5 separate regions of the Mus musculus genome follow, and all the other regions are linked to region 2. The links are chromatin loops, found by intact Hi-C in ENCODE. Cell type or tissue: heart. All regions are shown on one strand.

Region 1 (5,000 bases), 120 kb after region 2:
TTGAGATGGGGATCTGCAGAGCAGGCTGGCTGTGGGGAGCAGTACCTGTGAGCTCTGGGCTGCATTGAGAAGGGCTGCCTAAGAGAATACGGTAAAAGAGTCATAAAGGAAGATGCCCAGCAACCTTTGTCTGCGTGTACACATTCGCACACAAACTACAGCTCACACATTTGCACACATGCATGCAACACATACACCCACATGAAAGAAGAAAAGATAACAAGTCAGTAGTTTTGTATTTCCAAACTTAACTGATCCAACCATAATTGGAAAAAGTTTTCGATTCTCTTTCTTAATGAGAATTCTGCCACCCAGCACATTACTGCCCCATCTAGAAACTTCATCCTAATCTAGTTACCATTAAATCCTTGGCATTCACATGCTGTCTTTTCCTACCTCATTTTAATCTACTTTCCACTGTTGCTAACCTACAACTTGCACAGGTCTTTGGAAATGTGGACAAATTTACCTTCTAGGACTAAGTAAGTACTGTGAGCACGCAGTTACCATGTGAGCACAGAGTTACCGTGATCACCATCCACAGTGAGAGGCTGTGGGTACCCAGCACCCCACCACCATCCACAGTGAGAGGCTGCAGGTGCCCAGAACTCCCCATAAATTTTCTTCCTGTCACTTTGCTACTCCTCAATTTCCAGGAACTCGAGAACCCTGAAAACCAATGCATTTCGGCTCCTTTCACTCCATATCAGGCCTTCCATATCAGGTATTCCACTCATCTATGAGAATCATCCACATGGTTGCTTATATCATTAGAAATTTCTTTTTATTGTTGTATTACTTAAAATTTTATAAACCTCTACAGATTTATCCATCTATTCTCTTGATAGTGACTCAGGTCATTTGTAATTTAGAGCTATTATAAATGAAACTAGAATTAAGATTAATAATTTTTATTTAAGTATTAAAATAAATGTACAATATAGACTATTTCTTTTCCTTCATTATATTGATGAGGATGTTGTATTTAACAAACACAGTGATGTTGGACATTGAAAATCAGAAACACAACTTAAACAGAAGACATATCACATATACTTAAATCATTGTACATGCTAAATACATGCACAGCAAATTCATACACACAAATAACCACAAACTTTAACCAAATGGATAATAAAATTTGAGCCCATTTATTATCACATTTTAGCATCTGCTCTATGTTTTCTAATAACATCTAGAAGAGATTAGACAAAAATATCAAAATAAGAAAAATATTGTTACACTATCAACCTCCCTAAACAAAGCATATAAAATGGCATAATCCTAAAAATTTTTATCTATAGGGGGCTTTGAAAAGCACTTCTCAGTATTAGCTTGGACACTGTTTACAAACTCATTAAATTTAAGCACAGAAAAAAAGTATTCCTATAAAATTAGTACCAAATTAATATCACCATATTCAAATCAAGATAATGCTTGTTAGGTGTGAAAGTTAGAAATAACAGCTAGTTGTGCTAATTGAGTGTTTTTTCATTCAAGAGAAGAAATACAGATAAGTCAGGTAGGGAATTTTTATGACAATATGATAGCAATGTTATTTCTATCTTTGCCATGTTATCTTCCTTTATGCTAGAATATACAAAAATCACTTTATTATTAATGATCCAGTATTTTAATGTAAAAACAGAGTGACAAAGAACATTAAAGTTACTACTCAGACTCATTCAATAAACACATTTGGGCCTGGACTACAAACTATGTCTTCAAAAAAAAAATCTGCTTTTGTGCAATGGATTTTCTTCTTTCTTTTTTTTTTGTACAATGAATTCTTAAGTCTATGGCATACCATAGGTTACACACTCACACAAAGTAAAAAGAAGCAAACAGAGCTGATGGAAGTCTTGCCCTCCTTACCTCCCACTCCCTGGCTGCTGCTTCACCAGCAGGGGCTTCATTCGCTTCAGACTCGTCCATCTTTTTGACTACTATGAATCCAGGCTCTCTGGTGTATTCACCAGAATCTTCTGCATAGATTTCTGGACTCCACTGAATGAAGAAGGCATACAAGTGGTCTGTCCTGTTAGAGCAAAGGACTATTAGCAGGCCTAGTACTGTCTGCTCTTAGCTCAAGTTAAAAAACTCTATTTGTGCAATGTCTTGATAGAAGCTGAAGACTTTCAAAATATACCACACTATATAAAATAATAAAGTCCATTAAAGGAAGATATTATCCTTAAAATCTGATTTGGCTATGATTTGTCAAGTCCTATAAAAAGCCGTGCCTTTGAAGGCCTTTCCCTATAGTGACTGCAGTGGAATACTCTCCTCCATGAAGCAATGGGAAAGAAGCCAGCACGCAGCATTCAGCATGATATCAGCAATCCACAGTGAACTCTGGCTTCCTAGGTTGGCGAGTTCATCTTTTTCCATATCTGCTTTCCCTTTCCGCTATTTTGCTAACTGCAGTAAACCACATTGTTTGGTACATTCTGTAATCAACATGTTTAAAGGTCAAACATACATCTAAAGCACTTATGTGTATGGATAACTGAATCACAAAATTCCCAGCTAGCAGATAACGACAAATAGCAAGGGTTCTAGGAGTTCTGCATCCATCTCATGATCGGCAAGGCTATGTGACCTCTGACATATTAAAAGGGGAGTAACTTTTACCTTCTGGCAACTGATCACTATCAACAATTCTGTTAAGTTTTCTACCTATGATAAAGTTTAAAATTACAATAATATTAACATGAATAAAAACCAAGGTACATTTTATTTATATTTGCAATGAAATTGCTAACTTGGGTAGTAAGGTCACCAAGTGGGATAGTATTGATTTTAATCAAGGAGAACAAACAGACTTTTTCCTGGTTAAGTTTGGAACACTTAAGCTTGGAACTAAGAACAACATAAAAACAAAATTCCATATAAATATTAAGAAAAAATAGGGCTGGAGAGATGACTCAGCGGTTGAGAGCACTGCCTGCTCTTCCAGAGTTCCTGAGTTCAATTCTCAACAACCACATGGTGGCTCACAACCATCTATAATGGGATCTGATGCCCTCTTCTGGTGTGTCTCAAGAGAGCAACAGTGTACTCAGATACATAAAATAAATAAATCTTTAAAAAAAAAAGAGAGAGATAACCAAGAATAATGAGAAAAACTAAGTTTTATGTTAAATTTAACTAAATAGTAACATTTTAAATTATAACCATTTTAATATCACTGGCTTATTCAATAGGCTCGGGTTCTTTCAAGTAGTGAATTATGCAAATCAAACTATTTTAATTACTAAAATCCCATTTGATACAAGAAATGTACATTGTTTGGTATATCTTGTAGTATCTTCTGCTTCCACTAGTGTTTCTTCCCCAGTTAAAAATGAGAGAGCCCTAACACATTCAGGTTTCTAGGAGGGCATTTTTAAGTGTAAACGCTCCCAAGCTGATCAAGACTGGTGATACTAGGAATAATTCTACAAAAAAGGTCTCTTTATATCCAATTGCTTCTAATTCATTGAGGAACACAGAACTGAGCTTTCAAGGACTAGGTCACCAATAGTCACTAAAAATTATGATAAAAGATGACTGAGTAATTTTTGGAAGACACACAGACACATTTAAAGAACTGGGTGTGGTTATTATAATGAGACATTACTGATGTTTAGAAAACAAAGCTTCCAGCAATTAAAAAAAAATGGGCGTGGTGGAGCAAATCCTGACATCGACCCCACACTTCACAGGAAGCGCTTCTCAGTGCTATCTGGGCTGCTGCACTGCTATGACTTTAAAACTGAAGCATGCTAGGTTGTTAGTGTCCCACCAGGAAAAAGTCATTACTCTTGTCAGTCATCTTAGCAAGTCAAGTACATGTGGTTTCAGTATATCCAGAAAAATATATGAGTATGTGCAATTTGTTGCAAAATCATTAATAAAGAATGAAAATATCTTAAAAGATTCTAAAGAAAACATACTAGAAAACACAAATTTGAAGATAAAATGTCAAAGAACTACACATCATTTTCCTTCACAAGGCTGTATCCGTTCATATGCTCATGAATCTTCATGGTCTAGGACATAAGTCCTTAACTACTAAAACACCACTCACGTTCCAATGTTTTAGCATTAAACTGTAGATATGCAATTTTAAAGATATAAATTAAAAGTATCAGCGAGCAGCTGATTTCATATAGACTTAGAACTAGCCTTTGTTTATGTATTTACCGAGAGCCCTGCTACACACTGCACAGGGTCACCTTGAACTCACTGTGAATGTCAAGCTGTTTTTGAACTTGGGATGCTCTTTCTCAAGCCTTTCTGGTGCTGGAATTAAAGGTGTATGCCACCATGCCTGCCTAATATTAGCTATTAGTTAGGAAATGTAAGCTTTAAGGTATTTTGCTTCTGGTGTTAGGATGGATAAAATAATCTTGTAAGGAAGACAGATGTTTTGAAGCTTTTATTTTACCTTTCTTGTGGCACTGCAAACCAATATTCGTGTTTTTTATCTCTTTGTGCATACTGTTGCATCGTAGCACTTGCTTGCGATACAAAGGTCTTCCTCATTGGTTTTCCGACTCTGAGACATAGGAACTTATGTAATCGATGCCTTCGCTTTTCCTTTAACAGCGAGGAGCCTAGAAGTGATGTGTAAACAGGATCCATTCAGTTTTCTCAGAGTATACTCAAGTAGCTTAGATGAAGCAATTTTACATTTTAGTTTCTCACTGTAAAATAATGAATCTTACTGGTACTTGTGCATATTCATTTAACTGCCTCACACTTTTTTTTTCTTTGGGGGGGGGGGTGGAATATATAGTTACTGAAACAGCAAGACACAATGAAAGAGCCAATCATGAAATTCAGTTTTGTCGAGGGCCATTAGGAAAACATGCAAAGCTCAGCAGAGACTTTTCAATAAATTGCTAATGATAGCTGTGCTGAACTGCATGTCCTGTAAGACAGTCTGCGTAGTCTCTATTACCCTGCAAAAATCACAGCTAAGTAAGTATACATAAGAATAAATTGCTAATAAC
Region 2 (5,000 bases):
TGGTTTGCCTGATAAATGAAGTAGAGTCAGTGTATTAAGAAAGCAGACAGCAGCAGGAGGAGGTGTAGGGTATGGAACAGAGAGAGAGTGGGCTGCGAGGGGGATAAAGTCTGAACTGTAAAAAAAAAAAAAAAAAAAAAAGATTAAAGAACAAAAAAATAAATAAAAATTTAAAAAATAAAAAACAAAAACAAAAGAAAGTAGAATGCATCACTGAGAGCAGCCATGGCTACAGAGCTAGGAAGAAAAGAGCCAGCCATTCACTCACCGAGTGACTGAAGAGTTCTGACTCCTTACAGACTTATATACCACTTACAAAGGCGATGTTAAATAGGAAAGAGTTCCTGTCCTGCCAACTGGGTTCTGTCAAACATTTTGTTTACTCATTTGTTTGTCTTCTTTTGTTTTAGGGACAGAGTCTCACCATTTAGTCTTGTCTGGCCTAGAATACATGTACCCCAGGCTGACCTCCACTGAAGCCACATTCCCAACTTGTGCGCTTATCCTTCTTTTTCTTTATCTTTATATTGATTCTTTGTGAATTTCAGATCATGTATCCCAATATAACTCATCTCCCACTCCCCTTGTACCCATCCTCCACCCTTGTAACTTCCCCTAAGAGAGAAAACAAAATCTTGCTGTGGAACCTATCATGTGTCACAGTGTGTCCCACAGTATACCCTTTGTCCACAGTCCTTCCCTTGCAAATGTTCATTGCAGTGACTCTTGGTCTGCTACAAGGCCTCTGGCTTCTGCTTCTCTATCAATGCTGGAACCTCAGTAGGATTCCTCTCAGATAAGCTGTTGTTTTCCTATGTCATAAAAATCCTGCAGTTTTGGATCTGTAAGACCAGCCTCTTCATGCACCCCAGGAGTTCATCAGTGGTAGATGGTGGAGAGGGCCAATTCCCAAGCCCTGTATCTGGGTCTGGGAGATATCTTGAGTTGGTCAGCCAGCAGGCTCTTCTGTTCTTGTCCCCTTGGTGGCTCACCCACACCCCTGCAAACAGGGCCACCTCTCCCTTACTGCCAAGGTGAGGTGCAGGGCCCACTCTTCTAAGTGTTTCAACTGGTAAGAGACATGGCCAGTTCTCCCACTCTCATGACCAATCTGCCATATATGGACAGGGAAGAAGAGGAGGCCACCTCTCCCTCACCAATGCCACTAAACAGCAGAGCGAGGCAGAGTTGGCTCTCCCAAACTTGTGCTCTCAGGGCCAACTCAGCCACAATGCCAACAATGTTCTTTCGGATAGGGGGATGGAGAATACTGCAGCCGGCTAGGGGTGGGGCCAGCTCTTCACGGCCCTCAGACATTAACATGTTCCCAGGTGGCAGCCCAGACAACAGAAGTCTTTCTGGACTTTTGTGGTAACAGGCCCCTGCTGCTTCAGGGCCATGGACCCAGACATGGCCCCAGACATGGCCCCTGGTGGCAGCACAGGTCAAGACTCCACCATGGCCCCAGGTGGTATGGTCAGCTACTCACATCAGGCTGTTTCTCACTTCCCTTCAGTCCCCAGCTCTGCCTCTTTTCACTGTGCTCACATCCTTGTTTCTGTCTCCATTTCTCCACCACTGACTTGCTCCTCTTAGTAAAGCCAGGGGGTCTTTGAGTGCCTGGGGTCACCTCAGGAGTGTTCGCAGGAATGCTATACCCAGCTCGTGAATTATAGCACCAGACAGGGGTCATCTCAGGCGTGGTCTATACTCGAGGCCTGTATAGAGTTGGACTGGGGGTCATCTCAGGCTAGCCCTGTGTCCTGGCCCCATGGCACTGGTCTGGTTGTCTTGTCCTCACTCCTTGCCCCAGGGCCCACCGTAGCCTCATGTGAGGGTCATTTGTCTCAGACTCACTCTTACCTGGGGTTCTTCTAGTCTCTGGCTTGCTCCCCACCCTGGGAGCCAGTCAGGTGGTAGATGCCTGGTCGTCATCTAAAGTTTGCTTTTCTCAGGGAATGTAAGTTTACTAATCATTCAGATGGTGAGCCTGTCTCCTCTCTGCCACCTGCTGACAAACATGTGACATAGCAGCAACTCTAGAGTCTCTAGGGGCAGGGCCATATGGTCATTTTAATGCCTCTCTTCTCAGCCTTACAACATCAACGTCCCCTCCCCTAAAGCTATGGCCTCAGAAAACTTTTTCAGGGAACTGAAAGATGCTTCAGATTCATTTGAAAAAGTGGAGCCCTGTTCAGTTCATTGGGAGAGTTGCCTCTTCCACGAAGAATCAGATAAAACAAACCACTCCCTGCTTGAAACCTGAGTGGCTCTGGATTGACAGGCATTGCCCAAGAGGCAGTTTCATGTGTTTCTATTTTAAAGAGCTCTGGGGTCTTGTGGAAACTTCACCTGTGCTTTTTTACTTTCATAATGAGCTGCCAATCATTCACTACGAAGTAAAAAGAAAAAAAAAAGTACCTTCAACAAAATAAAGCTACTGTCACTATATCTGCTCACACACATTCGTGCCCTTATGCAGTGACATGCATTGTGTAAGTGAGGAGGAGAAAGCTCATGGCTCAGTGCCTAAACCTGTTAGCCTCTACTTTCCTCCTATAAAAGTTTCTAAGCAGATCCAAGACCAGATGTAAATAAACAGATGCATGCTATTAAAAAGGAACTGTTTCCAGAAACAACCACTCCACAGCAGCAAAACTTCCAACTGAGAGAACTTTTGGTCTGATTTTGTCTAAGGAGATTAAAACAGCTGCAAGTTTACAGTACTGTAAACAAAACATAAAATTATTAGTTGTTCTTCCTATCTTTGACAGGAGTGGAGTAGGTTAAAGGCAAAGTTACACTTAGCACTGATTTATAAAGGTTAAATTTATATTTTTTCAATTTTATTATAATGAAGCAAGATTTAAAAAAAAAAAGGAAAGGCTGTAGAGATGATGAAGGAGTTAATCAATTACTTAGCTGGCCTTGGACCTGGAGCAGAGAAACTGGGTAGCTGGGGCTGCAAATGCAGTTTCCTGGTAGAGACTAAAGATTAAGCAGGGGATGGCTACAGTTCCTGAATACTGACCTCACCATCACCCAGAACAGAAGCAGATGAGAAAATACTCACAGGTTATAAGAACTTTTCCAACCAAGTCAGTCTGAGTGTGGGAGTGAGAAAAGGAAGAGAATCTACAAAGCCTCTGCTGTCAAGCTAGTAGTAACCTTGGGCAGCTCATCTGCCATGGGCATCGTATAGCCTGTGTATTGTCCAGCAGGAAGCATTCAAGAGAATATACCTGAGAGAGAAGGCTGTGTCCAGAAGGTCAGTTTTGTTTGAGGATATCAGCTTTTGACTTCAACTCACCCACATCCAGTTTGCTTTGTGTACAGAGCAATAAGACTTTTGTGTCTAGGAGACACCACCACTACCATCCCCAGCAAACCCCTACTGTCCCTAGAAAAAGGGCAGGTAACTTCATCAAGCAATTGTCTGGGTAGAGAGGTGAATGCTTGGAGAAGAAGGAAGAGGTATTAAAATGTTGATTATGGCCATCAAGTATCAAGTAGTAATGGCCAGCCACATGTGGCTCAAGGGCAGGCACATAGAGTGAAGGTTGCCACACGCTCAAGATAAGACATTAGGCTTTTCTGAACCAAGGGCACAGTGACTAAGCTATACTTGTTTCATTTCTGGAAGGCAAAGGGAATGCCTTCCAGGAGTGTACTCTGATGGACCTGGGGTCGTGGAATCTGCCCACATGGATAAGTCTAGAAGAGAATCGCCCAGGCAAGACATGTATGTGTATTTTTTTTTTTTTTAAAAACCCAAACATCTTTTTTTTTTTTTAAATTTATTTATTTATTTATTATATGTAAGTACACTGTAGCTGTCTTCCGACAGTCCAGAAGAGGAAGCCAGATCTCATTACGGGTGGTTGTGAGCCACCATGTGGTTGCTGGGATTTGAACTCCGGACCTTCGGAAGAGCAGTCGGGTGCTCTTACCCGCTGAGCCATCTCACCAGCCCCATGTATGTGTATTTTAATCTCCTGGAATGTTTTCACTCACATTTTATATCTCTTGTTCTTTGCCAAAAAATAGTTACCTGAGCAAGCCAATTGCCTGGTTTACCTTAAGCTTCACGGTAGTGTAGTGATATAGTTAGCACTTTTCTACAGGAAACCAGCTGGTGTCATTTAGGCTGTGGAGATCCAAAATTCAAAATTACATACATTTCTGAGACAGTCAACTGGCATGAAATTCTAGTTTTTAACGTATGTCCTTTATGGAGAAGGAAAAAAAAATCACATCCCAGGTATTCGGCGGGAAAGATAGCCTATGGAAAAAAATATTGTATAGCTCCCAGAGATCAAGCAAATTGACTTTACAAAAAATGAGAAATGATTAGGCAGAAGACAATGCTGTGAATAGGAAGGAGATGGCTTACTTTGAAAGCTGTCAAGGGGAAAAGGTGTACTAGATTATTTCATATTTATACTAGAACTAAATAGCATCTAGATATGGTGTGTGTATTATGTGTGTGTGTGTGTGTGTGTGTGAAAGAGAGAGAGAGAAGAGAAAGAGGTATACATTTATGTCTGTGTACTATTGCCATTGCATGAAGATTATATAATAACCTATCAAGTTTACAAAAGGTAAAATAATCAATGGACCCTCAAATTTCCCATACAATAGCAAGTGGGAGCTGTGAGGAATAGTGGAGAATGTTAAGGACCAAGGTCATTTGTTGTGGTAAATCTCCAATCCAAATATGCCCCGGCAATGAAAACACGACTCAATTAATATAAATACATGCTGTGTGCCTAGATTGGGCAGATCTACCACTACACTACCATCTTCCACATCTATGAGACCCCTTAGAACTTGCAGTTTCTCCAGGCCATATGCATGTGCTCCACTTTTCTTCTTCTGCCTCCTCCTCTGCATCCTTTTCCTCTTCCATTTTCGCCTTCTTCCCTCTATCCACCCTCTGCTCCACCTTCCCTTTTATCTGCCCAATCATCAGCGCTCCTTTATTTTACAAATTAAGGTGG
Region 3 (5,000 bases), 620 kb after region 2:
AACTCTTTGGTGTTCATTACAGTGGAAGCCAACACAAACATTAATTTCAGAATGACTATAAATTAGAAAATATAGATAAATAAAATTTTAGTTTAGTTGGATTATTGAAAAATTCTCTCCAATCATACATTTTAATTAGTAGATATATACAATAAGCTAAGCAAAATTGTATGTAATTGAAACTGGTAAGACTTTTATATGCTGCTCACCCATTTGGGAACCTCAGTGACAACTGACTTTACTGGTTGCTGATCAACATGCAGTTGAGCTGGAAGTACTTCAGGATTTCAAACTGGAATCATATAATTTGTATTGATTTGCCTTCAGCCTTCATGTGACTTACTAAAAATGTCAATCTAAAACAAATCTTAGTGGATTGAATTACTAGTTCAGCTCTTCCTCTAAATGACAAGACATGAATATATTAGCTACTAAGGCTTCCTCCTGGATATATTTTTAAATTTTAAATTAAAGACATCAAACAGCTAAAATAATTTTTGTGAGTTATTATAACAAACTCCAATAAATTTGGCCTATGATTCTGACTACCAGACCCTGAAATTAATGTTTTTTGTTTTTTGTTTTTTTTTGCTTCATGTTACCCAATCTCCTCTGACTCTAATTCACTTTCTTGTGCATTGGTGCCTATGTGTGTGCTTACATGTGTTTGGTTATATATAAAACCTTGTTTGTAAACATGTGTGCATACATGTGTGTACATATATGTATTTGTTTATATATAAAGCCTTGTATGTAAGCAGTGTATCTGCATGTGTGTGCACACATGTGCTTATGTGCAAAGCTGTCCTTTGCCTCTTTCTCCTGAAGATACTGTAATGACAGCCAGATCCTAGAACAATCCAGAATGACATCTTAGTCTGAAGATCTTACATCTATAAAGAGTTATATTGAAGATAAGATGGATGTTCACTTTTCGATATGTAAGGTAACATTCACAGCTTCTAGGGATTAGGAAAGGGATACATATGTGGGATATCAGCTTTTCTTTTTTCAGACTAGCACAGTGCTTGCCAGAAACTTAATATATGTAGAATTCTGTTTAGAATACATCATTTAAAAATGAGAATGACGCAATTTATGTAAATAGAGATATAAAAATAGGAGAAAATGATCTTAGAAAAAATGAGATTTTATCTTGTCATAAGTCTCCAGACATTGATTCTTATTGTGATTCAGAAATTGTGGAATACTTCTTTTCAGGAAAAGATTTTTTAAAAGTATAGATTTTTTTTTGAGGTAAAAACATAATGAAAACAGTAAGAATAAAAGTTGGTCCCAATACAGAGATACTGCAAAGAGGAATTTCAGGTGGTTGGAATGTAATTAAAATATGTTCATTCTTGATAATAGGAGAAACCATTCTTCTTCCATTTTTGGCTGGTTTTTCCTTCGAAAAACCATCAAGCTCCCAATAATTTACCCTGAGTGAACTTACTGACTCTGCTAGCATTTGATCTGTTTTGTCTGAAGCTAGTCATCACTAGTTTAATGTGCTTGATGTTTATGTTTCCCCACACCTTCCTAGCACATGCCTGCAGAGGCTTTGTCTGCAGTAGGGACAAGGGGGACACATATATAGTATCACAACACTGTTGTGTAAGTAAAAGATTCAGTGAAGGCCCCAGAGAGAAATTCTCAAATCTTGTGGATGAAAGCTAGGTGTGGTTATCATACCTGGAAGCCAGGCTAACTGCAGGCTGGAAGGCTAAGGCAGGAGAACTGTTACAAGTTCTAGGACAGCTTGGAGCACATAGTATCAGATTATCCTGGGATACAGTATAAGATCCTGTCTCAATAACACAGAAGTCCAAGGAAACAAACAAAACAAAAGAAACAGACAAAAAGTCCTATCACCATCATATAGGAAAGATCAGTGACCATACAACTATTCTTTTGTTCATTCACAGGTTACAGTTACAAGTGCTGTGATAGACAGCAGCCCTCTGGGATCTGTGGTGATGTCATGGGTTTTCTGCCTCGGTCCATCGATTTAATAACCATAAAATGATCTCACCTAATAATTCCCTTCTGTCTCAGATCTCTCTCTCTCTCTCTCTCTCTCTCTCTCTCTCTCTCTCTCTCTCTCTCTCTCTCTCTCTCTCTCCCTCTCCCTCCCTCTCCCTCTCCCTCTCCCTCTCCCCCTCCCCTCTCCCCTTCCCCCTTCCCCTCTTGTTTATTTTTGGTTTTGAAGAAAAGGTTTCTCTGTGTAGTGCTAGTTGTCCTGAAACTCGCTCTGTAGACCAGGCTGGTTTCAAACTCACAGGGATCCGACTGCCTTTGCCCAGTGAGTGCTGGGATTAAAGCTGTGTGTCTCCACCACCAGACCTAATCTCTATCTGGCCCTGTCTCCACCTTGCCCGGTCTCTGTGTTGTACATTTTGTCTTTCCTTTCATGTTATTTTCCTGTACTCACTTTAGTTACTTATTCATTTATTTACACAATCTTCTTTCTTAAAAGGGAAGCCGATTTAATGATCTGAGACCTGATTTAGTTTCTGAGTAAGGCATCTGTTACTTTAAAATTTTTCCTATTTTTTGATTTATCAAAAATCCACATATTTTAACATGGATTCTTTTTTTCATTTATCACCAAATACTTCACAGGTAAAACAGTTTGCATGTCTTAAAATGCTTTACAATCTTTGAAGACATGTTTAATAGTTCAGAATATATTCCATCTTCCTCTGGGCATTGTGAGTTTTGTAATGAATGTCTGTTCTGCTGTTGTTGGGTAGAATATTAATAATGTGACTGAGAAGTTGGCGAGATGGATCAGTGGGTACAGACACTTGTCACCAAGCCCAGTGATCCAAAATTCAGTCCCCAGAACCCATTTAGTAGGAAGGAACTAAATCCCACTAGTTGTCTTTTGATCTCCATACACCTTGGCACAAATATGAACACACATACCGTGTTTTTAGAGTCTACTAGGGGAACATGTTCAAAAAATTGCTAATTATTCATACAACTATATACGTTTTTATTTTTGTAAATTTAATTTCTGTTGTGTTTACAATGCAGCTGTTCTTTACAAGGTAGTGATGTACATCGCCCTCTGGTGGCCAAGATAGAACTTCGGTATCTCTAGAATTATCAAGCTGAAGTGAGCGCTTTCATTATCACCGTTTTTGAATATTTCCAGCATGAATCATTTCACTAAAATGTTATAAATAAACACTGAATTTGAAAATCATTTTTATCATTACAAGTTTAACTACATTTTTCTACTATTTTCTCAAGTCATGGCTGTATATAATTTCTGTGTTAAAACTGAAAACTAGCCAGGCGTGGTGGCACACACTTTTAATCCCAGCACTCGGGAGGCAGAGGTAGGCAGATTTCTGAGTTCGAGGCCAGCCTGGTCTACAAAGTGAGTTCCAGGACAGCCAGGGCTACACAGAGAAACCCTATCTCGAAAAACCAAACCAAACCAAAACTGAAAACTAGTGTCGATCACACATACAAGAAATTAACAATCATCTTTACTCTAGTCAGACTGTAATATGTACTTCGTTATTCTAAGTATCCCACCACTGGACACAAAGACTGACACCTACACCCCCCAGAGACAGGCCTGCAGCAGATTCTCTTCCAGCCTCAACGTGGCAAAGTTATATACACAAACTTTCTTGAAGGCACAGTTGAATGAAATTTCTCAGATTCAACTTTCTGGATCGAATTTAATCTTTCCTCTATGTGAATCGTCAAGAACTTATTTAAGTTCATTTTTGTGTAACTTAATATACTCAAAATTTCTAAGTGAGCTTTCATCATTAATATGAGGAATCCCAAAGTGCTTCTAGCCCATAGGAAGGCTCGGTTTAGAGGAACCCAGATAGTTCACATCATTGGACTTTCTGCCCTCTGCTGGGTTTGCTGGTGTGGAAGTTTACACTGCTTCCCAGAGAGAAGCAGAGATTCAAGTAAAGATGATTAAGTTGCAGCAAAGCTTTTTATATTCTGGCTCAATACCCACCATTGGTACTGGATACCCACCACTGGTACTGGTTACCCACCATTGGTACTAGATACCCATCTGGCACTGAATGAACCAACACTGACCACACAAGTCTAAAACCAGAAGCTGCCATCCACAGTATCAGAACCACACAAAAGACAATGGATACAATATCACACTTAGGTTTGCTCCTGAAGCAAATCTGGTTTGTACCTGGTTTGAATTGACTTTATTTATTATTTACTTATTGTTCTAGCACTTCTTGCAAATTTTGTCTTCATCTTGCAGGCAAGCATCTTCACTGAAAACTTGTTTCTGATGCCCTTAACTCTGTGTTGTGCATTTTAAACAGATGGGATTTCTTCCGGTTATTTTCGATGGAACTAGAAGAGACCAAAAGGAAGGGGAATGACTATTACACTGGATGTGTACGTCGTCGGTTCTTTTGATTCCCTCGGGTGCTTTAGAGAGTTCTAAATCCCTCTTCATGTCTATCTCTCTTCACGCTCTTGGATCATAGCAGTTTTTCCATGGTCCTGCTCACAGATCTGAGTGGCTCTCTCACACTCACCTCTTGGCATAATCAGCTTCAAATTCAAATATGCCATCTGGGCTCTATGGGGACATCACTCTCGTAAGATTGGCAGTAGTGACAATGTTCACCTAGCTTCCTGGCCCTGGTAACTATCAAGTTGAATTGATTCTTTCTTTAGTAACTATGTCATGTACTACTTGGGAAAGCACACCTGTTCCAGTGATTCAAGGTTCACGCATGTCTTCCATGCCGGGGAACCAGGTCAAGACAATTCTCTCAGAGCTCGTTGTGCAGTGTTCCTCCAGGTTCCACTGGTCACCTTTCTTTTCCATCACTTTTTTTAAACACAACGCTGACGGTAAGTGGAGAGAAATCTTCACGGAGCTGCCTAGGCCATCCCTTAATCATATCCACAGGTTCCTGCTCATCATCAGCATGACAGTCTGCCTAGGATTAAGTATGATCTCCTAAAATGCTGTGTGCGGG
Region 4 (5,000 bases), 290 kb after region 2:
TTTGACACCCTAAATAGCCTATTTATGGTCATTTAGCTAGGAGGAGTGAGGAGGTCCTACTTAAACATTCATCTGCGAGATCAAGTTCCTCTTCAATAATCTGACTGCTCTTGTGACAGAGAGAGGGAGGAGAGAGGGAGAGAGGGAGAGATGGAGAGAGGGAGAGAGGGAGGGAGGGAGAGAGGGAGAGAGAGAGAGAGAGACCAGGAAAATGTTAGTAATCCCCAAAAAACACACACAAGAGCTAATCAGATGCAACTCACAGCAGGGTCTTTATTCTATTTGAGCTAATTCACCCACTACCCCCACCCCCTACGCACCACCAGCACACAGGCCAGTTTTGGTGGTCGGGGAGCCCAGACTGTCTATTGGGGCAAAGCTTTATAGTAAGCAGTAAGCAGGGAGTACATGCATAAGCATCTAATTGGAAAGCTGTTGTGGCCTTCAACCTAGTTGTCTGGTGCTGGGAGTCAGATCATAAACTTTACTTCTGCTCTACTCTGCATTGGTGGTCATTAGGAAGGGACCATTAGGTCTTGTAACCTGGGGGTGCAGGTTTGTTGGGGGAATTACCTAGAAACTCTGCTCTTGTTGGGGATTAGCCTAGAGACTGAAGCTAGGCTCAGGCTTTCTTGGGGACAACTTGGAAACTAATGCTAGTTAGCAGTTAGTCTACCTGAGTTCAAACTTAGGTCAGGTTCTCTAAAATGGAGTTTGAATTTAAAGTCTTTGGGGGGGGGGAGAGAGAGAGAGAGAGAGAGGGAGAGAGAGAGAGAGAGACCCCACTGAGTGACCATACTTCAACTGTCAACTGATTAAAGTCACTTTGAATGTCTGCTAATCTTGACATTCTACAGAGGCAAAGTGACATCTATACTCTTCTAGACAGACAACAGCTATATTTAGAAAAATAAAAACTGTAGACATTCTAGAATTTGTTAAATTCTCTCTGATATTTAATTTCACTATACTCCACCCAGCTGAACCCACAAGCTTTTGACTTTCTTTGGCTGCTGAGCAGGCGTGGCCCTGGTGGGGACAGAGAGACTTGGTTCCTGCCCCTAGGACAGAATCCCAGTGTGAGCCTCCAGCAGTATTGATGACTGTAGTGGCATAACACTTGTTTGTGTAACAATGTATATTATTTCACATTCCTCCGAGGAATGGTTTCTCTGTTAATGTTATTGACTCCTTGATAATCAGACAGCAGGAGTCCAGGAGGTGAAGGTGTGGCTATGTCTCAGCAAATGGCAAGCACTGGGACTTTCAGCCCTAAAGGTTATGGAGAAGAGCTCTAAATACATGAGTTTGAAAATATATAATTTCTCAACTATGCAAAAATAAGGACGCAATATGAATTATGAGAACTTCATGAATCTAAAGGAACAAAGGGAGTTGCATTAATGAGTCAACTTATCAGAAAGATACAAAGGCAAGCAGATACAAATATAGGCAGATTCCTGAGTTCAAGGTCAGCCTGGGACATGGCAAGGTTAGCCCCAGGTGTGGTACATATGGTAATTTCAGGATAGGGTCCCACCCAGCTAGTTTAGCGTCTTTGTGTAACTGAGGCAATCAGATCTCTAAATGATTTTGCTATCTTAAAAGAAAACTTATGCTTGCTGTTTCCTAAGAATCAAAGGGCTGGGGCCACCAGTATGTAGATTCATAGAATAATCAAAAGGGAGCCTGGAATAAAGAACTGAATTGATATGTAAATTTAAAAATGGCTTTTGGTCTTCATGGGATGAACTAGCAGAAAGTGGTAGCAGTTCTCTATAATTTTCGCTAGTGAGAGCTGAGCAGTCTGGAGATCTTTGGAGAGCAAAGCGGCTCTTGATGAGTTTTTTTCTTAACAGGATTTCTGACTTGGTCAGATGACTTAATAGTTCTTTTGTAGCAGTTTTTCTAACATTGGTCAGAAAAACATGAGCTATCCAGATATCTTGTAGAATTTTTACCTGAAGAGAGAGCTGCCTCAACCAGAGTTTTATGAGTAGCAAGAGAAGCTGTCTAGGGCAGAACAGAGCAGAATACACAGACACAGAGAGAGAGGGGGGGGGGAGGGGAGAGAGGGGAGGGGGGGGAGGGGAGAGAAGGGAGAGGGGAGAGAGGGGAGAAAGGGGAGAGGGGAGAGAGGAGAGAGGGGAGAGAGGGGAGAGGGGAGAGAGGGGAGAGGGGAGAGAGGGGAGAAAGGGGAGAGGGGAGAGAGGGGAGAGGGGAGAGAGGGGAGAGGGGAGAGGGGAGAGTGAGACATTCTTACCTAAAATGCAGTACTCATCTAGTGACTTATTTTTACTTTTTAAAGGTTCAAATGAAGATTGAGGCTTCATATAGACAGAGTAGCTAGCTTTCCCTCTACTTATTCTAAATAAGTGAAATTTTATTATACGAATTCAAAGACTGATTGTTCTATAAAAAGTGAGTTTGCATGCTATCAATTTTTGATATGATGCTACTTTTAATGAACACCTTCTATTAGGGTTAATTAAGGACAGCCATGTGTGCAAAGAAGGCATAATCTATTTCTTAAGGTTCTCTCAGTAGGAAATAGATGCTATACAGAAGTTTGTGAAAGATAACTGAGGTCAAAAATCAATTCCTAGAGAAGCTATTTACATCTCTCATTAACCTAAAGAGGCATTTCAAATTGTTCTAGCTTTTCTTAAAATAAAAATTCTTCCAGCTTGATTCAAATACAGTGAATTGTAGAGGGCCAGGGATCGACTTAGTTGTAGTACTGCACTGTACCACCAGAGGGATCCCTGGGATTTTCAGTTGTACAAATCCTGAATTGAGACACTGAAAGGTACCCTGCAAAGAAAGGGCATATTGGCTGGCTGGTCTACAGGTTGATGGGTACAGTTTCTTTCCATGAGATTATTTAGGACACTGTGTTACCTCTAGAAATGTCACTGTACTATGTCACCCATAGACTATCTCTGTTCAACCCCTATGAGGAATGGCTGTCCTCCTGTTCAATGACAGATCTGCCTCTTCAGGCCTAAAATGGGGAACGAATTTTGCCTGCAGAGCCTGTCATGTATGGTTCATGTTTACCTCTTCTGCATCTTTTAGACATGATTCCTCATCTGTATAGACAGAGTGTAACAGAATTGTTCTGAGGATTACCTGAGATAGGATAGAGGGACTTATTTTATTCTGGAATATGAAATTCCTAATTCATCCTGTGATGGCTATTCATGATTGTCATCCGCACTCCATCGTCAATTAGCTAAAAGCCAAGTGGCTAGGTACACCTGTGAGGGAGTTCTCTAGATTGGATCTTTAGAAATGTGAAGACCCACCCTAAATCCTGATTCTTTGAGAGAAGAAGTTCCACCTTAAATCTGGGCTACACCTTCCAGCCATGGCAGACTAGATAATGACCAAGGAAGAAAGAAACTTTTGCTATTTGCCTGCTTCCTCTGGCTCACACTGGAGAGTCCGTTCCTTCACCGGCATTAGAGTCCACTTTTGTGGGATTCTGGAGTATACTGAAGACCAACTGAGACACCCAGACTTGCAGACTGAACAATTACTGAAAACTTAGACTTTCTCTCAGTAGCTAGCCATTGTTGGACTGTGGTCCACTGTGGGAAGCCAACTCCAAGATGGTGCCGGTTTCCGGTTGCCTTTGTCATAAACAACACCACTGCGCAGGCGTCAATTCAAATTTGGTGCCAACCCTTCCCAAGTGGGTGCATGCAAATTGAGTGCCGGCTGACTGACCAATCAGAGGGGGCCACAGAGCCTTCTCCTGTGCTGGGGTGCATATAAGCAGGCCTCCCTGGGCGCCTGGGGTCCCATAGAAGTATCGAGGCAAGAATCCGACTGTGTCGTGTTGTTCTTGCTGGTCAAGAGCAGACGGGACAGTCCACCACAGTCTGTCAGTCATTCTAATAAATCCCCTTTTCTTTCTGCCCCATTGCAGAAGAGAACTGTAACACACATGGAGTTTTAAAATGCTGTTGTTTTTTTACTAACGGTACTTTTTAAATGAAGGGATACGGAAATAGATTTGTTTTATGAAATGAACTTTCAGTTACATAGTTGATATATTTTAGTTTTAAAAATAATGCTTTGAGAGTCAAATTAGAAGAGAGGTTACAGAGACAAATTAAAGCTGAGAATCCAAACAACTCTTTCAACACAGTAATTAAACATGTTTTTGAAACTGATAAGAAATCAAACCATTGCAAATTCATGAATTAAAAATTTGCCATGAGGCTGGGAAGATGGCTCAGGGGGTGAAGTGCTTTCAGCACAAGCATGAGAGTTTAGATCCCCATGAACTACACAAAAACTAGGTGTGGTAGGACATGCCTGTAACACTTGTACTTAGTCGGGTAGAGATAAGCCAGTCTTGGTGATATCCTGTTTCATAAAGTGAGATGGAGAACAATAAAAAAGACACTTGAAGTCAACCTCTGGATTTCCATGTACACACACAGGTAAGTCTACTCAACATATACATGGGCAAGCATATACACACAGGTATGTACAGCCAATACACACATGCACAAGCACATACACACACAAGTAAGTACAGCGAATATACATATGCACAAGTGCATGTACAACATAGACAAGTGCACCCAATACCCACATGCAGAAACGTGTGCATACACAGGTAACTACACCCTATAAATGTGTGCACAAGCATGCACACAGAGTAAATACAACAAGAAAATAACCCACAGCTTACTTCTCTGTCCTGAAATTTAACTTCTAGACTTCTATTTTTCTATAGTCTTGGGATTTTTATCCACTATGGTCCAAGCTTGTTAGTGTGTCAACCTTTTTGTCTTATTTAGATGGAATAAGGAGTTTATAAGACAAATTTTATTTTCTGAAGGCAAAACACTTACTCTTCCTGATCAGTTCATAAATCAGAAATGTATAGAAGGTTGCATATGTGACAAAAAGCAGGAGCAAAGGACCCTGGCAAAGAGGCAGTGACATACGCCTTATGGGATTTTCTGGTTGATTCATTTTTT
Region 5 (5,000 bases), 82 kb after region 2:
ATGTGAACTACCTGAGCCACAGGTATGAGAATGATGGCGGCGTGTCTGAAGCTATTCAGCCAGAGAATGACATTGACAGAATCCTTCTTAGTCACGACTCGCCAACACGGAGAAGAAAATGCACCAACCTGGTGTCTGAGCTGACCAAAGGCTGGAAAGTGATGGAACAGGAAGAGCCCACGTGGAAGAGTGACAGCGTAGACACAGAGGACAGTGGCTACGGAGGGGATATGGAGGAGAGGCCTGAGCAAGATGCAGCGCCTGTGGCTCCTGCCAGGATCAAACGCCCCTTGCTCTCCCAGTAAGTGAATACATCCTTCTACTCCTTATGCCTCAATCACAAGGAGTTCCAACTAATACTAAAAGTATAGAGGGCAGACGATAAATTGCCAGTTAGAGTGGGTTCTTTTGGGTAGCACATCCCTGACCTGAAAGAACAGTGCTAACTAACTTCGGCTGTGGCTCTTCTGGTCCATGCCATCACTGATTTACCTACAAGTGGGAATTGCTGTCAGCACTCTTCTCAGGCTTCCTGAATTAGACTTGTACATGGACCACCTTCTTGGTGTAGTAGAAATGCATATAAGCTTAGAAAATGAGACACTGAGACACTAAGACACACGAAAGTCACATGAACACCGAGGCAGCTGGAAAGGTTTCCGGAACTAGAGCTTGTTTTATAATCCCCATGCTACTCGAATTCCCTTAGCATAAAGCAAGATGTCAGTTTTATTGATCTTGGTAACCTCTAAAGTGCAGGGCTTAAGGGGCTTTAAAACAAAGAGAAAAAAATAAAAAACAAAAAAACATGGCCTTTTACTTTTCTGTGTGTGTGCACATGAGTGTGTGTATGCATTTGTGCATGCACGTGTACATTCTGTCATTCACCTCTCATATACAAGACAAGTATCTCACTAAACCTGAGGTTTGCCATTTTGCCTCACCTGGCTGACCAGGATGTCTGTCTGCTTTTCAGTGCTGGGCTTCTATAAACGTTGGCCATATTTTTATTTTTATTTTTATGTGGGGTCTGGGGATTCAACCTCAGGTCCTCATGTTGGCATTGCAAGAACTCTTAACTATCTCTCCAACCTAGCTTGATACTTACTCCCACTCCCTTCCCCCCATTCCAATGAAAAGAATGCTTTCCTTGGACTTGGGAATAGTTACCAATTTGTAAAAAGAATCAGAGGCCTGGGTCTCAAGCTTGTTAGAAAGGAGAATAAAGGTCATAATTGTTCAGCAATGATGGTGCTGCAATTTAGATAGTAGTCTTGACATGTGACACCCCCCCCTTACACACACACACACACACACACACACACACACACATTGATTAGTTAAATTAGTGACAGTCCCTGGGCAGTGCCAATAACCAGCATTTCTGAGCATAGTGGAATGAGGAGCTGGGGTTCTTTAGCCACAAAGACAACTGGGCACTGACTGTGGGGGTCACAACCATCTCCCTTCATACCGGTACATCCCAAACATGTACTGGGAAATTCCTTCTTAAGACCTCTTGACCCACTGAAGCTGCCATTCAGGTGAAGGACATTTTCTAGAGACTGCTCAAGCTTAAGAAATTGAGATAAACTTGTACTGTATGGGGATCTCCCCAGTTAACCTTGCTGCATGTTTATCTCCCTCTGGCTAGGAAAAAAAAAAAAGAAAAGAAAAGAAAAAGAAAACCAACCAAACAAACAAAAACCCTCATTCCCTTCCCATTCTAGCCTAACAGCGAGAGGACTTAAGAGGATTTTCTGAACATGGGAATTAATGAAATTTCGCCATCTGGTGGATGTTATTTCCTTGAAAATAACTTTCGAGGGTGCATCTAAACCGTATATAGGTTTGGTGTCTGTGTTTGATGGGCTATTTGTGTGTGTGGGCTGCTTGTGTGTGTCTTCCTTACAGCAAACACTTGCGCCCTGGCACTGTGATGACATAAGAAGTCCACAAACTCAGGCTATTCTGATAGGACAGAGCTCATGACCCCAGGGACAGAGACTGAAATGCTTTAGAAGCAGTTAAGTAAGCAGTTGCTGTGTGATTCACTGAGCCCTTTGTCTCCTGAGCCCATTTGTCATGGAGAATTTAGAAGTTTGTACCTTGACAGATAAGCCTGGCCCACTCTCGGGCTTAGAACAGTGACTTATGAGTGCTCATAGGGCCCTGCCATGCCACCCATGGGGACAGTGCTGGAATGGCTCGTTACACCTTCAAGTCCAAAGCTTCCAGATGTGAGGCTACTTAACGCTCTGGAGATAAAGTTGGGTGCTTTGTGAAGATGGACTCCTCCCTCTGTTTTAGAGGAAGCAGTATTTTTTTTTTAAGTTACATCCTGACGGCTTAACTTGGCTTCAAAGTCCAGTCTTAGCCTACTGCTTACAGTTCTGTGTCTTTAGGGTGCTCCTGTGTCTTCCTGGCTTCAGTTTCTTCATCTACACAGCTGAAATATCCATTTTTAAAGATTGCGGAGAATAATAAGTATTTAGAAAAATGCCAGCCAAATAGTGTTCAATAAATGTTTTTGGTCTTCTACCTGTGCAACCCATTACTTTAAAAAATGTGTGTTCATCATTGACCCTAGTGTAAACAGGCTTTCATAAAAACAAACAGACAAAACCTAAATAAATATGGAATTCTATGTAGAACTACTCCAATCTGTATAGCAGTACCAAATGCATGTTTGGGAAATAGCTCTTATCAGAAACCCTCTAAGAACTGATTCTAGTTCAAGAATGTTTGACATGCAACGTTTTAGTAGATGGCCTCACACTCTATGTAAGGAAGGTTTTGTGTTTTGTTTTTTAAAGCTTGAGTTTAATATCACTAGTGGCTAATCCATCATTGTTATTGATAAAGAAAGTTGTGACATATACCACGACAGAGACTACACATGGGAAGTACACGGGGTCCGGCACTTGCTTCATGTATTCACTTTGCTTCTCCACTTCTCTCCGCTAGGGCAAACAGGTACTCTGAGACACTCAACTGTAAGGCCCATCGGAAATACAGCCAAGTGGACAACTTGAAAGGGAGGTGGCAGCAGTGGGCCGATGAACACGTCCAGTCCCAGAAGCTCAATCCCTTCAGTGACGAATTTGACTATGATCTAGCCATGTCCACTCGGCTCCACAAGGGAGACGAGGGCTATGGCCGCCCCAAAGAGGGAAGCAAGACAGCTGAAAGGGCCAAGCGAGCGGAAGAGCACATCTATCGGGAAATTATGGAACTGTGCTTTGTTATCCGCACAATGGCTCGCCACAGACGAGATGGCAAGATCCAGGTTACTTTCGGAGAACTCTTTGATCGCTATGTTCGAATTTCTGATAAAGTCGTGGGCATCCTCATGCGTGCCAGGAAACACGGACTGGTGCACTTTGAAGGAGAGATGCTATGGCAAGGCCGAGACGACCATGTTGTGATTACTCTCCTTGAGTAAGCCCGCAACAAATCCACTCACCGCTGATAAATAGTAATGTGTTACAAGCTCCAAGGCAAGCTGCTCTGCAATGTTATCAATATTAAATGATTTTATATAAATGGCTTTTGGTACTGTTTCTATGAGGTTACTATGTGAAGATTTTGACGAAGACACTCGACTTTTTGGAAGAATGTATTAAGACTATCAAACATAGTATATTGATATTTGGAATTCCACTTACCTTTTTAAGCAAAAATTTCTGGCCTTCATTGATAAAATTATTATAAATTGAAAAGTACACATTACAGGTAAGAAAACTGACCTTAGATAAAGTAGGACAACATCGCAATGTAATATTTTAGGGGAAAAAATTCCATTAAGCTGAATAAAATTGGAAGTTTGGCCTAAAAAAATCCTCACCAGCTCAGAATGGCCTCCAACTCTATTTAACGAAGGATGACTTCAAACCGTTATGTCAGCTCATCCTCTGTAGTGCTGGGACAGCAGGCTTACATGCAATCATTTCCACTTTGTTAAAGTGGTAGGGCTCATGCCTGCCCAGGAAGTACTCTATTTCTGAGAATATTCTCCACTCTTTTGAAAAAAAAAAAAATCACAGCACCTTTGGTGGGTAAACAAAGTTAGAATTCAAGATGTTGAAGCTCCTCTGTGTGGTTTGATTACAGCCAGGTTCCTTTAATCAGCTTTCCTCATTCAGATGTGAACAAGTCCTGCAAAAACAAATGCTATCAGTGGCCTCATGACCCACAAAGACGGTACACACTAGGACAGTGGGACACTGGTGGGAGGGTCAGACTTGTCTTTGTGGAGTTCATGAGCAGGTTTGATTTTTGCTGAAAGTCTTACTGGGTAATACTGTTTACATTATGCTAATAAATGAACAAGAAATACAGAAACTCTGTGAAACGAATATTCAATGGAGCAAAAGCTCATAGAATCATTTAATTTAAAACCTGGGACATATTTCTTTCCTGTTCTAATAAAGAAAATGTCATAAAACAAAAAAAAGTAACTAAAACAAACAAACAGCGTATCAGTTCTTCTGAGATAAAGAAAAAGCTAATTTAATACAAGGAAGCTAATACTGACCTGCCTGTGACTAATTTTTTCCTTAATGTGTATTATAATTCTAAAGCCAAATGAATATGAGACTACAATTTCTTTTCTTTTTTTTTCTTTTTCTTTTCTTTTTTTTTTTCGAGACAGGGTTTCTCTGTATAGTCCTGGCTGTCCTAGAACTCACTCTGTAGACCAGGCTGGCCTCGAACTCAGAAATCTGCCTGCCTCTGCCTCCCAAGAGACTACAATTTCTTACTGTATTTGAAAAAGCTAAAATTAAAATGGTTATAATACTTTGTATAATACACAATACTTTGTATTATAACAATAAAAGTATTATAACAATAAATACAAAAGTCAAATTATTATATCTCAAAATAATGGGAACCCATAATTGTTACATGTCAGAAACAATACAAATTAAATAATAGAAATTATCAATAATGATTGCTTCAAACTGAAAATTCTAACATATTTAAGGAGACATACACGA

The links. Hi-C counts contacts between places; a loop is a spot of excess contacts. Peaks named below come from ENCODE experiments on the same cell type or tissue, not always from the same donor. Only the 100,000 strongest peaks of a DNase experiment are listed, where the experiment ranks them.
Region 1: a loop joins it to region 2, with 5 times the contacts of the local background. A loop is called at or near these places in 16 of 42 quality-filtered maps.
Region 3: it touches region 2 in a loop (6-fold over the local background); 9 of 42 quality-filtered maps call a loop at or near these places.
Region 4: a loop joins it to region 2, with 2.7 times the contacts of the local background. A loop is called at or near these places in 2 of 42 quality-filtered maps.
Region 5: a loop joins it to region 2, with 5 times the contacts of the local background. A loop is called at or near these places in 15 of 42 quality-filtered maps.

What each region holds. Positions count from the first base shown.
Region 1 is chr15:41,822,928-41,827,927 of GRCm38, reverse strand. It overlaps Oxr1 (oxidation resistance 1), which reads right to left. Exons shown (of 17, transcript NM_001130166.1): 10 at 4,433-4,601; 11 at 1,876-2,038. Among named protein-coding and RNA genes, the nearest start is that of Abra, 44 kb to the left of the region's middle. In heart, a CTCF peak has its summit at 3,037 (motif pointing left); no DNase peak of the experiment used is centred here; H3K27ac peaks cover 191 bases.
Region 2 is chr15:41,946,056-41,951,055 of GRCm38, reverse strand. It overlaps the pseudogene Gm24751. Among named protein-coding and RNA genes, the nearest start is that of Abra, 79 kb to the right of the region's middle. In heart, a CTCF peak has its summit at 2,013 (motif pointing left); no DNase peak of the experiment used is centred here; H3K27ac peaks cover 214 bases.
Region 3 is chr15:41,323,912-41,328,911 of GRCm38, reverse strand. No RefSeq gene overlaps it. Among named protein-coding and RNA genes, the nearest start is that of Gm41312, 9.0 kb to the right of the region's middle. In heart, a CTCF peak has its summit at 3,067 (motif pointing left); no DNase peak of the experiment used is centred here.
Region 4 is chr15:41,655,052-41,660,051 of GRCm38, reverse strand. The region is part of intron 3 of Oxr1 (oxidation resistance 1); the gene reads right to left. Among named protein-coding and RNA genes, the nearest start is that of Oxr1, 210 kb to the right of the region's middle. In heart, a CTCF peak has its summit at 2,743 (motif pointing right); no DNase peak of the experiment used is centred here.
Region 5 is chr15:41,864,320-41,869,319 of GRCm38, reverse strand. It overlaps Abra (actin-binding Rho activating protein), which reads left to right. Exons shown (of 2, transcript NM_175456.4): 1 at 1-301; 2 at 2,968-4,027. The coding sequence ends at 3,445. Among named protein-coding and RNA genes, the nearest start is that of Abra, 2.9 kb to the left of the region's middle. In heart, CTCF peaks have their summits at 1,815 (motif pointing left) and 2,982; a DNase peak (open chromatin) is centred at 3,049; H3K4me3 peaks cover 2,700 bases; H3K27ac peaks cover 2,640 bases.